2 separate regions of the Homo sapiens genome follow, and region 1 is linked to region 2. Evidence: chromatin contacts called from ENCODE Hi-C or POLR2A ChIA-PET data. All regions are on one chromosome and are shown on one strand. Each heading gives the region's core, a stretch centred on a gene start or an enhancer-like site at or near the end of the contact. The rest is flanking DNA. Distances are from core to core; before and after follow the strand shown.

Region 1 (7,067 bases), core at 2,894-5,393, 360 kb after region 2:
TGCTAAGGACCCAGCGATGAAAGATGCGCTCTATGCCCAGAAGGAACTCAGGAACTAGGGCAAGACAGATCAACTATGCATATAGTTAAGTGCACATAGTGAAGGATCAGCTAACTCACTCCACAGGGAGGAATTAGTCAAATAAAGAAAAATGAGGCCGGGCACGGTGACTCAATCCTGTAATCCCAGCACTTTGGAAGGCTGAGGCAGGTGGATCACCTGAGGTCAGGAGTTCGAGACCAGCCTGGCCAGCATGGTGAAACCCTGTCTCTACTAAAAATACAAAAAGCCAGGTGTGGTGGCAGGTGCCTATAGTCCCAGCTACTCAGGAGGCTGAGGCAGGAGAATCACTTGAACATGGGAGGCGGAGGTTGCAGTGAGCCAAGATCGCACCATGCACTCTAACCTGGGCAACGAGCAAAACTCCATCTCAGAAAGAAAAGAAAAATGAGAAAGTTGTTTGTACTTTACACCAGGAACAACATATATCAAAGCATGGTAGAGAAAGAGTAGGTTGAGTTACTTTAACGTTTTAATGTCTTCATTCTCTAGTATTCATGAATGAATCTTAGTCTATTTTTTGATTAAATGTCAATTACTGCTAAGAGATAAGACCACACTCAGTATATGAAACCACGAAAGCTGAATTTATTGATTACTTAGTGTAGGAATGGTTATTTGGTCAGAGATATTCTCATTGAACAAAGCAAACTGATGATTTTATATAGGATTGTGGGCAGGAGTTGAGTTTGGTTTAATGTTGGTTACAAAGATGAGAGTGGATTGCTGTTCCTCAGAAGTGTGGATTATGTTTGTTCATTGCTGAGGCAGGAAGGGGTCAGGTCAGCCTTAGAAGAGGACTCAGTGGAGTGAGTCAGCCTCTGATTGGCTGCCTTCCACAGTGTGAGGCTGTCTCTGACTGGTTGATTCCAGAGTCATGGTCACTGAAGCAAGTTGTCATTGATTGATTAATCAGGATGAAAACCACTTCTGATGTTGACTTGTCATGGCTCGGGAACAATTAGTCTTTTCTCAGGAGCATGGGACTTTTCTGTATCCCACCCCTCCCTTTCTCATCTTCAAGCAGCAAGACAGACCATCAGGGATTGTCCCAATATTCATCACCATTGTTAATTTTGTCTTTAAATTATTCGTTGAAACATTTCTTAGGACAGTGGCTCTGTAGATTTAAGACTCTGGATAAACACATCAGACTGTGCAACAAAGTATAACAAAGGTATTGCAAGAAGGGATTAGAGGGCAGTATAAAGGCATGATCTAGATTTTCCAAGGTCTGACATACTCTTAAGTAGATAAGCTACCTTGACTGTTTGAGTTCTCAGTAGTATAAACACTGTCTTCCTGGCTTTGTTGGAAAATGAAAGATTCTATATAGTTACATTTTCCCAAGAATTCATGCCAGTACCTTTAAGTGGCTAAATCTGATTACATTTTTAACAAGGAAAAAAGTATCCCAAGTTATCACACTCTTCTTTGCCTTGTGAAAGAGTTCTTTGAAGGAAAATAATATTTTTTTGAAGAAGTACTAAATTCTAGGTGATTTCATATATTGTCTCAATTCTCACAATATCCTACAAAAGTAAATTCTTTATTTTTATTACACAAATATTGTGACTAAATCCAGGGTTCAAACACGGATCTGTCCAATTTTAAAGTTAAAATAACTTTTTAAAATATCTCAGTCATTAAGAGCATCAAAAATTGTGCTTCTCTATATGTGAGTGATGTCCATTGGCCATTGAGTAATGTACTACTGTATTTGCTCCCTAAACTAGAAGGCCACAAATTACAGGGTTTCATGGGTTTTTTTCCTCTCCTTCCCACTGCTGTTGGTTACCATTTCTTTTCTTGTTGCTCTCTCCCTGTTATGTTACCAGATTGTACATACAAGATTATGCATCAATCATACATATAAATAGATTTTACATACAAGACTATATATGCAGGCAATTGTACATATGTTTAGATTACACATACAGTTAGGCCATTAGACCTTGTGTCATTAACAATGTCTCCAGTTTTTTCAGAATAAAATTCAAGGTCTTTTATCACAGCACCAATACTCAGACACTTGTTTTACATTGCTCAGGGTTTTCACTTGTGCTCTGGGCACTAGCAATCGTCTGACTTCCTGTTAAATGAGGAGTTACTGTAACAGGCAGCATCTAACCACCACAGGGAAAGATTTAGGCAAGCAGGATAATCGGAATCATTTGGTTAATGGCCCTTGCCTTTACCTTATTACATTTTTTATAAATTTTCTGAGTAAATCTCATGTGTACAAAGGTTTCCCAGGTGTATTCTTTAACAGAAATAAGCCACAGAAAGGAAAGGTCCTTCTGCAGACCAATCTTATCTCTGCAACTTAATAGCACCATGTGATTTTGAGCAAGTTGCTGAATTTTGCTAAATCTGTTTTCTTTATTCATAAAATAAGGATGATAATAATACATTATTAACTCATGCAGTTGTTGCAAAGCTTAAGAGAGTATTATGCCAAATGCTGAACACTGTGCTTGGCATATGAGAAGTGCTCAATAGATGAGAGTTATAACAATCATTATTGCTTATAGTAAGTGGCAAAGAGTCCACTGTGCTTTAGTGTCCTAATAATGTTCAGCCCGTCATCTTATTGTTAATGCCCTGCCAGGCCCAAATGAGGAGGCATACTGAGATGAGGTCATTCTGTCCTCATGCGTTGGGAGTCAAAGGACTGAGTCTTTCTACTTTCTTCATTTCCTCCTATTGTAAACATGCGCTAATGACATACTTACTGCACATTCACACAGCCTGCTTTTCTGTATGGAGCCAGGTACACATTTTCATGTAAGGAACTCTTTGAAAATATTGTCCAGAATGTACTCTTCTAATAGGAATTAAAGATGAAAACATTGTATTACCGGACATTGTGGCTAGCACTGACCCTGGAGGTTTGCTTTGAGTTGTAAAGATTTTAGAATATGGACTTCAGTTAAAACCTATGCTGAATTTTTCTCGTGTAAATGTTTGTCTTTAAAAAGTGTGTTGTCACAGATACCATGAATAATTTGAATTTAGATGAAAACAGCTTCTGGAATTATGGCAAACTAGCCAAGGGGCATATTAGTCATATACTGGATAGTTTTTCCTGGAAATCTATAAATTGCCTTCTTAACATAAAAATAAAGGAATAGATATGGCCAGATTGCTCAAGTGACTCCATTGCTCATGTGGTTACATGTGCATTTTGTCAGCTTTGCCACACTGTAATTGGCTCTTCTGTTGGATAACTTCCTAGAAAGCCTAAAATAATTTAGTCTATATAAGTCTTATGAGTCAATGATACCCTAAGTGGAAACACAGGTATTTAAAACCAGCCAGCTTTCCTTTTGACTTTTTTTTCCTGAGGCCCTTCTCAGGAACGTAACTATTTTTGTTAGGAAGTGCAGAAAGGAGTGGTCTGTTGTTTAATGACAGAACCACTGACATGCAGGAGGAGACCAAAGGGAAGGTGCCTTAGTTCTAAGGAAAAATCTTTTGTCATTTGTACAGTGAAAGCTCATTATAAGAGCTAGTTAAGCTTCTTTAATCTAAAATACATCCTAATTGCCTAAAAAGGTAGTCCAGAAATTTTAGGTTAATATATCTTATTGCTGTAGAAAATATTAATGCCTTGTTTTCAAGGTTTTAAATCCATTTTATGAATAATAAAGTAGAAAATGAATCAAATACAGACTCCTATTAGTAAAATTTGGGGGAAGGTAGAACATTCTGGGTTCAACCTCACTGAAATCTCATTATGAGTCCTTGGTGAATGCTTCTGTTATAAAATACTGATTTAAATATGGTACCAGGGGCTGTCTCTTAGAAAAGAAGTTTGCATGTAAGATAAACTGGAAAGCATTTTAGATCTCATACTATTAGTTATGCTCTTGAATAAATTATGCTTCCTTCTGAAATGAAAATGTGTATTCATGAATATGCTTTGGATTTCCATCAAGTGTTCTTAAAATGTCAAATTGCGTTCAAAAGTTGCTTCAGCTTGATGGGTCAGGCAAAATCAAATATAGAAAGTGAGGCCAGAATCTATTTATGGAGGCAGTAGACCTTTCACACGTGGCCCCAGCCTGCCCCTGCAGCCTCAGCTCCTCCTGCCACTCCTCCACCCCACAAAGCCTAGCGCCAGCCACAGGGACTGGGGGTCACTTCCTGAACATGCTTTCCTCCTGTGCCTTTGTTTACCCTGTTCCCTTTGCGTGTAGGGCCTAACTCAACATCCTCAAAATCTGGCAAAAATCCCATCTCCTTGTAGTGGTTTATGTAATCCTTTGGTCAGAACGAAGAGCATGCTGCTTTGCCAGTCGCTGCCCTTGTCACACTATACTCAGACTGTCTAAGGCACAAGACGTTGTTTTACTCATCTCTGTGTGTCCTCTGAAAGCCAGCCCAGGGCCTGGCTTTACGTTATAGATGCTCAGTAAGTATTTGTTTACTGAATTGCATTTTCACATCTCTGTAACCTGTCCTATTCTTCTATCATGTAAAATGCCACAGAAATTATCAGAGTTTTACAGGTCTTATGGAGAATGTTTTGAAATAGGGACTTTTCATTTCCCTGTCTAGGGAGACAGTTAATGTTGAGTTTTCCCACATAGCTAATGTCCCAAACTATCAATGTTTTCTCCAGGAAACCATTTTGTGCCTCATTGGTTTACTGAAAACATAACAGCACTGTCCAAGTCTGACTCTCAGCTTGAATGCCATTAAAGAGTAATGAAGGGAAAAGTTACATAAAAGGTTCAAATTATTACAGTAACTGCATTTCAAAGATAATTTTAATGGTGAGTTAGTTTGTGAAATGAGAAGACCAAGCTTTATTGTGGTAAGATTTTACCCTTTTCTTTTGATAAAATTCTAAGCAATTTTTGAAAAGTGTAAGTCTCAAATTACCTAGGTTGCCTACTAAAACGGCAGATTCCTGGCCCTCACTATTGGCAGATTCAGAGTCAGTGAGTCTAAAATGAAACCTAGGAATCTGAATTGTAGGAAATATAGAGGCAATTCTGGCGTGAAAAAAATCACAGGATTGCACTTCGAAAAACACAGATGTTCTGAGGAAAGTGGAAAGGTAATATCATATTAATGGACATATTATATGCTCAAAATATTTGCTAAGCATATGTTACATAAGCCAGGCCCTGGGCTGGCTTTTAGAAGAGATACAGATGAATAAGGCAATATCTCTTCCTCTAAACAGCATCATTGTGTACTTGAATATTCTAGGAAGTTGGATAAAGTTACTTGCTCAAAGTGTCCTGGCACTGATAAGCCAGAATAGGCTGTCAGTTATGTTCTGCTCTAATTGCAAGAGTGTTCTGGGCTTAGATATACATTTCATACATTCATGATGAACAAGGAAAGAAATGCTTTACCATGGCCAAAGAAGTCAGACAAGATATTCCTCATGCCTCCTTGTTCTGAAAAAAGACTTGGATTTAGAGATTCAGTAGCTCTGAGCTGGAGTGAATGGCTCATTATGTTTTTGCTATAAGTATCTATAAAATATATTTCCAGTTAATCATATGAGGGGTTTTAAACCTTTATTATCTGGCACCCTCAACAAATAACTCAGAAATAAGTACTCTAAAAGACCAAAGTTTACCTGTGGCTCCCAAATTGCAACTTAGCTATAGTAATTTTTATCATTGATATCCCACAAGTTCACAGGGAGTTAGCATTCTATATATTATTGTGACAGTGAGTTAAAAATTACACTTTATTCCATCAGTGTGTAATTATAATCCTGTATTATATATGTTTTCATATTTGTCCTTTATTTCCCAGCAGACTCTGAGTGTCTTATGGACAAAAAAAAAAAAAAATCCTCAAACTTGTTATTCTATGACACCCAGTACAAACATGAGTGGGTATCCAAAATATACTTTTAGATTGCTTAAATTAACTACAAGTTTAAAATGTGTTTGATTCTGAAATTAGAATGTTTAGAAGCTTCTACAGTGTGAAAGCCCCACAGGACAGTACTCATGTTACTGCGCGTGGATGAGAAATATCCTAGGAGAATGCTGTCTCAGGCTCTGATCTACTAGTGTGTGTCTGCAGGAAAGCTTAATGTTACAGAGGCAAAGAGTTGTACAACTATACAATCTGTGCTTTGCTTTTATGAAAAAGAGGTAAATTGTTAAAGAAAAAGAAAACATGCCAATAACAAGGATTTAAGAAAGCAAATCTTAGGCATGTCTTTGTGCAGCTTAATGTGTAGAACTGTCTATATCCATGGCATATTATAAACAGCAGATCATTTTGTTACTCCTGAATCCTTAAGAAAATGTTCCACTATATTTGGTATCTTCAGTTCACTAAGGCAGAGAAGAACGTAATACATATTTTAAAACAGTATAAAGAGTTGAAATGGAAAATTTTTGTGCTTTAAAGAGGAAAATATCGATTACCAAAAAACTGTCATTTGGAGTAATATGTACTATCTTTCTTCCTTTATCCTAACTCATACATGTGATCAATATTTTTATCACTCCCTTCCTCTGCCATTTCTTGGGTAAATATGGAAATGAGCACAAACTATCATTTTCTGTAAATCATTTCACTTAGACACAAGATAAATATGCCAAAGACTTATTATAATATTTTTTCTTTAATATTTATTTCACAAATACTGTCAAGCATCCTTTAGAAGATATTGTGCTTAGCACCTCAGGGAAGATAAAGATGTAGACCTTGCCTTCAAGGACTTATAAAATTTTGTGTCTCTTTCATTTCTAAGCTGTGGAATAGGTTTGACTAATAGCTCTTTGCAGGACCACTTCATAGAAGTACTAGTATTAGGCAGGCCAATCTGGGGGAAAAGATGAGCCCAACAACAGACAGCAGTCATTTTTCTCAGGATCTGAGATTAGATTCCTATATTCTTAAGAAGATGACTTTTATAATCAGCCAACTTTTAGCTCTTTGGATTTAGGACTTGCCATATTCTGAAAAGCCAGTTATCACTTTCTGTTTTGACCGCTCCCCCAACCGCCACCAAAAAAAAA
Region 2 (7,445 bases), core at 2,526-5,025:
AGAGCACCGTTTTCCTGAGGTGGAAACTCAGCTCCCAGACTCTAGACTCTCTGGAAGTTTAGGGATGCGTGACTAACCCTTCACAACCCAGGGAATGCACCTGTGATCTAAGTCTGGCTAGTCAGGATGTTCCATCACCCTGGCCAATGAAAATCTGCCCTGAGGCTTTTGATCTAAATTATTATTAGAATAAATTATTAGAGCAAAAGTCTCAGGGCAGATTCTCATTGACAATTGAGGAAACACTCTCTGCTGAGCTCAGTAAGTCAGGGCTGTACCACCTTGACCTCACGCTCAGGTACCCGCCTCAGAGTAAAGCCGACGCGGAGGAGTGGAGAGCTGAGACACGGATGGAGACAGATCTTGATGAGCTCACTGGAGCCCCTGGATTCAGCCACATCCAAAGCCAGTCCTACCCGCTTGGACTTTTCAGTTATAAAACCCAACAAATCCCCTTTTCTGCCTAGGCCAGTTTGAGTCTGACTTCTCTAATTCACCAGTGAAAAACCTCCAGCTAACACAGATTTTGGAGTCAACAAGACGGGGCTGCACTGCTGGTTCTGCCACGTGCTTGCTGTGTGACCTGGGGTGAGTCACTCCCCCTCCAAGTATCATGGGGACAACATCTGCCTAATAAGGGTGCCGTAAGGATCAAACAAAACCAGGGATGTAAACATCTACAAAAGTGACACATGTACAAAGGTGGTTGCTGCTTTTCTTTTTTTTTTTTTTTTTTTGAGACAGAGTCTTGCTCTGTCGTCCAGGCTGGAGTGCAGTGGCGCGATGTCGGCTCACTGCAACCTCCACCTCCCGGGTTCAAGCAATTCTCCCACCTCAGCCTCCCAAGTTGCTGGGATTACCAGAGAAGAGACTGAAGGGCAAGGAGGGAAAGGAATTGGTTCCCAGGTCCATGGACCTCTTGTGAAGCCCCCATTGCTGTGGGGTCTGAGGAAACACAGAGGAGGTGTCAGCTGCTCTGCCTGCCCCCACTCCCCTGCCAACAACGTAGTAACCTCTGTGCCTAACCTCTGAGCCCTGGCCTCCAACCCTGGGAGGGAGGTACTTATGTTATCCGCATTGTGCACGTGGAGCTCAGAGGGGCAGCCACTTGCCAGGCCAGCAATCCAGGCTGTCTGTCTCCAGAGCCCAGGCCCCCAGTCAACAACTTGCCAGGTGCCCCTCTCCAGGCCTCGGCTTCTCCACCTGTGGGTCAAGAGCACCAGGCTTGTTCTAGAGCTATCTTCTCAGACCTGATGTGGGAAATACCCTGGTGTTGTTAACATGCAGATGCTGCTCCCAAGGGCAGGGGTAGGGCTGAACAGTCTGTGTTTCCCACAGGCTCCCAGGTGGTGCCCCTGCTGCTGCTACTTGATCCAGCAACCACACTGGGGTTATGGGGCTGCTGGCCATACCAGGATTGCCATTACGTATCAAAGCTTAGGAAATAACTGAAGCACTGACTTTTTTTTTTTTTTTTTTTTGAGACAGAGTCTCGCTTTGTCACCTAGGCTGGAGTGCAATGGTGCGATCTTGGGTCACTGCAACCTCCGCCTCCTGGATTCAAGCGATTCTCCCGCCTCAGCCTCCTGAGTAGCTGGGATTACAGGTGTGCACCACCACACCCGGCTAATTTTTGTATTTTTAGTAGAAATGGGGTTTCACCATGTTGGCCAAGCTGGTCTCAAACTCCTGACCTCAGATGATCCACCCACTTCAGCCTCCCAAAGTGCTACGATTACAGGCATGAGCCACTGCGCCTGGCCCGCACTGACTTTTAGTTAATAGGATGCACACTTCCTATGTGCAGACATGGTGCTCAGTGCTTTACACGTGGTGACACACTTAACAATGGCATCGCCTTCTAAGGGAGAGAGGACAATTACTGTCCCCTTATACAGAGGAGAGGAGAGGCAGAGAAGGGGTCAGTCCTCAGCCTTCTCTACTTAGTTCTCTTAGACTGATGCTCCCAAGCACTGACAAAGAAGTGGGAGGGGTTGGTCAGCTCACGATAGGGGCCTAAGGGTGGTGAGAAGGGGTGGTGAGAAGGGGTGGAGCCCAGGGGTGATTCTCAGAGGAGGAATTCCTGCGGTGCAGAGCACCCTGGGCAACCCCAGGCCTCCCAGGAACAGGGAAACTGGGACAGACTGTTTCTTCCACCTGGGAGGAGTCTCCCAGACTCACAACATTCCAGGGGCCTCTGCCTCCCTCCCTCCCACCCAGTTGAGGGACAGGATGCTGGCTAGGCTCAGGTCATGGTCACGCAATGCAGGACCCGCTGAGAACGACTGGGTAAGGCCTTCTCTCTCCTCTCTGGGACTCAGCTTTCCCTGCTCTCTCATCTGTGCAACAGGATTGACCAAACCCCACCCACAGCTACCGGATAGGAAACCCTGGGGAGAGGGGCCCTCAGTGCTTCCCACACCGACGGGTTGTTGAGCTTACAAACCCTAGGGCCTAAGGGTGGTGAGAAGGGGTGGAGCCCAGGGGTGACAAGGTGGGGAAGGCTCCATAGGGCAGAGGCCAAGTAAGTTACTTTGCTCTCCCCTGTTGTCCTTCGGCCTTGGGGCTGGCAGGCGTGTGGTCCCTGTCCTAAGCCGGAGACCCCAGTAAGATGGGGAGGCCTGGGCCCAATCTGACCTGCACCTTGCCCTCCCTGCTTGCCTTCCACCTGCTGAGCTGGTCCGTTCCTCAGGGCCTTTGGGCTGGCTCTCCCCCAGCTCTCTCCTGACACCTCCTCTGAGAAGCCTTCCCTTCTCAGCTGTCTCCAGCGCCCGAGCCGCGTCTGGGTATTTACTACTCTCTATCCCGGGAGTGCTCAGGACTCGGTCCCCTAGAACAAGGCCTGGCACGACACGAGCCCTCAACAGGTTGTTATGACGGGAACAACTGAATCTCCAGCACCGCCAAGCCCCGCTGGGGACTGGACGACCCTGCGGCCCCTCCTCACTGCAGAGAAGAGGGCAAAGCCAGCCCCCACCTGCATTCCCCGAGTCCAGAGGGAGCGGAGGCTTCGACATGGCCCCCTCACGGGGCAGCAAAGCCCCGAACCGGCGGCAGGCTTGGCTCAGGAGCACCTCGGCCGCTGCGGGCAGCCACCGTGGGGCTGGAGCCCGTGCCGCCACCCCGCGCCGGACCGGGTCGCCGAGGTCCGGATCTCCACCCGCACTGCCTCCAGCCGGGGCCGAGCCCGACGCCGCTACGTGCGGCTCCCTCCCGGGCCTCGCGTGCCCCCGCGCCCCGAGCGACTCCCGACTGCCCGGCACCCCTCCCGTGGGTTCCCACATCCAGGGCCTTCCCTCCCAAACGCCGCCTTGGCCGTCCGAGCTGCGCCCGAGCGGAAATGGGCCGCTCGCGGAGCAAGGAGGGGAACGGCGGCTGGGCTTCCCGCCGGGGCGAGGGACGGGGCTCCCCCTCTAGCTGCGGCAGGAGACGGGGAGAAGGCCCCTCCTTACCTGACAGCCCGGGCCGCGCTCAGGACCGGCCGCCCCGGCCGCCCCGGCCGCCCATCCGCCGCCACTGGGTGTGCGCGGATCCAGCACAGGCCGCGGGACTCCGGCCTCCAGCGCCAGACCAGGCGGCCTGGGCCGGGAAGCGTCGCGCAAGGACCGGGCGCGACCGGCTCCGTGGAATGAGGGCTAGGCAGGAAAGGCGAGGCGGGGTCAGCTCGCCGGGCCGCGGGTCTCGCGGACACCCTGCAGCCCTTCCCGACAGCGGCGACCGGGAAAGCAAGACCGTCTTTTTCGTCCAGCCCAAATTGCGAAAACGGCCACAGTCCCACAAGTCCCAGAGTCCCAGAGTCCCTGTTATCACTCAGGCCCGCCCTCTAACCTCCAGCAGCCTATAGGAATAAGTCATCACTGGGGGAAAAAAAAAAAAAAGTGGGAGAGACCAATCAAATTCCCAAGAGGCGGAGCAGCCCGCTGACCTCTTAAAGAGACAGCACAGAGGAGGTGCAGAGACAAGACGCTGCTTCACGGAAGAGAGAGGCCTGCGTTTCTCACTCGGAAAGCGGGCGGAATCGAAGACTGGAAAGCTGAGGACGCGCCACCTCTCGCCCTACGCGCCTTCCAGCTGGCAGCAGTTGTCAGTGGACCAGCTGGCGGCAGCCGCGCTCCACCTCCCGGCCTGGGCCGCGGCCGGACCGTCGGGGCGGAGCCTCCGGGGACCGCCCCCTCGCGTGCGGGCGCTTCGGGCGCCCTGCAGGGGTGACCTGGGGTCAGCTTGGGGGAAGGCGTGTCGGGGACCCTCCCCGGCGCCACGCGCTCCAGCCGCGCCACGCCGCAGGGCCGCCGCCTCCCAGCGCCCTGCTCCACGCGGCGCCGCCATGCCTCGGGCACTCCTCTTAGCAACCCTGCTAGGCAGTCATTATAGTCACCTTTTACAGGGCCACCTGAGGCTTGGAGAGGTCAAATAACTTGACCAAAGCCGCGCAATGAGGAAGCGACACAGCCAGGACGCCTCTCCCCAACTCTAACTTCCACAGTTCTTCACGCCTGTTCCTCTGGAAAGCCCTCCCTGATTGCGCCTGTCTTATCCCCTGGCATCGATGCTGCATTCACCATACTCAAGCCATGCGGGTCTCTGTTTCTGTCCCTCGGCTGTTCCAAGCTTGTTCCTGCTCCTGGCTCTACACCTGTTCCCCCGCAGAGCTGGCTCCTTGCCACATCATGTCCTCTAGAGGGTTTTGTGGACACCCTCGCTGGAGCGGCTGTCCAGTCTCATTTCCTTCCGAGCATCTTAATTCTCACCTGATTGTTTTCATTTACCTGCCTCCCCGTCCAGTCTCCCCACCCTATTATAGAATTCCAGCGTCATGAGGATGGAGCCAAGAGAGCCAAGCTGCAGGATGTCCCCTGCAGCATCCTGAGGCTGACTCAGAGCCTCGTGCAGATTGTAGGCACTCAGTTATTACAGGCACCCCAAGACTCACACCTTGCGACAGCACCGCTGGGCTGGAATGAGATTGGGTCCCATTCTTCTCCTTGCTCCTGTCCTAAAAACACAGGGAGATTGGGGAAGAAACCACCTTGTGATCCTCTGGGACTTTCCCAGCCTGGACCACACCCAAATGTGCATACCTAAGTTTAGGCTTCTATATTCGCCAGAGAGGCTGGGCAATGCCGGCCTGCGTAATCACGAATGACCACAGCCACAATGAGCCGTGGGGAATCCAGTGGCTCCTCAAGTTCCTCCCAGAAAGTTATACACATCACTCTCACGCACATTCAATTGGCCACCGCTTCTAGCCTCCAGAGGGCAGGAAACTGCCACCCTACCATGTGCCAGGAAGTAGAAGTCATGGGACATGTGTGACCAGGCCTAATAACTACCCTCTGTAAGGTTCTTGTATCGGTTCGAACCCTGCGAGCGCGCCGACACACAACACGAGGCGGTGTGGAGCAACATGCTGTTTTTTTTTTTTTTTTTTTTTTTTTTTTTGAGACGGAGTCTCGCTCTGTCGCCCAGGTCGGACTGCGGACTGCAGTGGCGCAATCTCGGCTCACTGCAAGCTCCGCTTCCCGGGTTCACGCCATTCTCCTGCCTCAGCCTCCCGAGTAGCTGGGACTACAGGCGCCCGCCACCGCGCCCGGCTAATTTTTTGTATTTTTAGTAGAGACGGGGTTTCACCTTGTTAGCCAGGATGGTCTCGATCTCCTGACCTCATGATCCACCCGCCTCGGCCTCCCAAAGTGCTGGGATTACAGGCGTGAGCCACCGCGCCCGGCCGCAACATGCTGTTTTAATGAGCGCCTGGGTGCAGGTGGGCTGAGGCCTAAAATGGCATCAGCCCCAAGTGAGGACGCGGCAAAGGTTTTATAGTCTCCTGTAAACAGGAAGTGTCCTAGTCTGACGTAACTGCTACGTTGTACCCGGATGGACTCTTTCTCGATCTTCACGGGTACATGTCTTCCCACCACGGTAGGTGTCTTCCAGCCAGCTCTTGTCCTGCTTCTGCTATCTTGCTGGCACAAGTAGCCTTGCACCTTGGAACTGGGCCTGAGAAGGGAGGAGTTATTCATCTTAAGCTTTCAGGCCCCAGGAAGAATCTTAAACCCTCTATTTTTATTTTTCTGCCTTTTGAGACTTGGAGAATTCTGCATTTTCTTCTCTTGAGTTTTGAACCCCATATCTAAGTTTCTGTGGGATTTTGTTGTATTTGTGAAATAACCAAAGGTATCTGCCTTTGAGAGCTGAGGCAGTGGCTAATTCACTGCAGTATCCACTACACACAGGACAGAGCGTGGCATCTGCAACATTAAATGAATAGTAGCTTAATAAACAGATCTGACTCTCAGGTTCTTCATCACCCTACAGCAGGCTCAGGGGTGGCCACGGCTGACAGTAGGAGATGCTGCTACAGAACTGGGCTCCCTGATAGCCATGGGGATGACAGCAATCCCCAGATAACAGACGCCAGATGGTAGTGCTTAGGCGTGAGAAGCAAAGTGGGTGCAACTGTCATAGGACCATCAAGATCAAGCTCAATATATCACTGGGATAGACATCCTGTGTAGTAAACAAAATGCCTGCACTGGTTCCTTGGTCTATGGGGTGAGAGTGATGGTAGTAAAAGTCAAGTGAAAGCCTCTGAGACCCCACTATCACCACCACCCACCCCGGCCAAGAGAGCAAGCACATAAACAACATCACACACCAGAGAAAATGGCGGAGACTGGTGCCACCCTTGAAGACCAAAGACGTGTGGAGGGTATCCCCCACCATGTACCTATTTAATTCATCAGTCTGACCTTATAAAAATAAACAGAGTGGCAATGGACTATTGCAGATTCAGCCAAGTGGTAGCCCTGACCACAGGTGCTGTGCAGGTGCATTGCTAGCACAGACAGATCAGCACGGCCCCCGCTTCTCAGGGGCCATCTGATCACCACACTTTTTCATCCCTATCAGGGACCATTTGCACTCATAGGAACGGCCAACAATACACACATATGGTCTTGCCCCAGGCCAATGATACCTTTCCCATCCTTTGTCATCACAGTCTGAAGGAGACTGGGCCATCTGAACGTCTTGCAGAACACTGCACTGGTTCATGGTGTCAATGACAATGTGCTAATCAGGATGGATGAGCAGGAGGTGACAAGTACATGGAAAACTTGATGAGACATATGTGCTCCAGCGGGCAGAAGATTAAACCCTATGAAGAATTAGGGGCTTGCCACATCAGTGAGGTTTGTAGGGGTCTGGTGGTGTGGGGCACACCAGAACATCCCCCTGCACACTCCATCACAGAAGAGCAAGCACAATGCTTAGAGGCCTCTTTGGGTTCTGGAGGTAGCAGATTCCACACCTGGGAGTGCTGCTCTGACCCACATATCTCTGGGTCACATGACATCAAAGGCTGTCCCTCAGGCTATGGGACCCACAGACCCCATGATACTAGAGGCATACATGGTGGGAAGATATGCTGTGTGAAGCTTACAGCA

What was found. Hi-C counts contacts between places; a loop is a spot of excess contacts on that map. ChIA-PET counts read pairs that join two places held with the same protein, here RNA polymerase II (POLR2A). Pooled maps may share reads with other maps.
Region 1: a loop to region 2 is called in a pooled map, with 1.8 times the contacts of the local background. The contact joins the enhancer-like site here to the promoter of TPRA1 in region 2. A Hi-C loop is called at or near these places in 2 of 168 maps with a recorded cell type or tissue (MCF 10A and PC-9) and 4 of 50 pooled maps. POLR2A ChIA-PET finds 5 or more read pairs at or near these places in 4 of 52 experiments (AG04449, MCF 10A, PC-9 and 1 more).

The regions. Positions count from the first base shown.
Region 1 is chr3:127,950,595-127,957,661 of GRCh38, forward strand. All of the region lies in intron 4 of KBTBD12 (kelch repeat and BTB domain containing 12), which reads left to right. Among named protein-coding and RNA genes, the nearest start is that of KBTBD12, 39 kb to the left of the region's middle. Within about 2 kb of position 4,144, at least 7 of the 41 ENCODE cell types and tissues checked have a DNase peak (open chromatin) inside an H3K27ac peak, as active enhancers do.
Region 2 is chr3:127,586,958-127,594,402 of GRCh38, forward strand. It overlaps TPRA1 (transmembrane protein adipocyte associated 1), which reads right to left and starts at 3,776. Exons shown (of 11, transcript NM_001136053.4): 1 at 3,453-3,776. It overlaps MIR7976 (microRNA 7976), which reads right to left and starts at 219; the gene lies at 154-219. RefSeq lists enhancers at 2,041-2,718, 2,719-3,395 and silencers at 3,129-3,598, 4,099-4,428.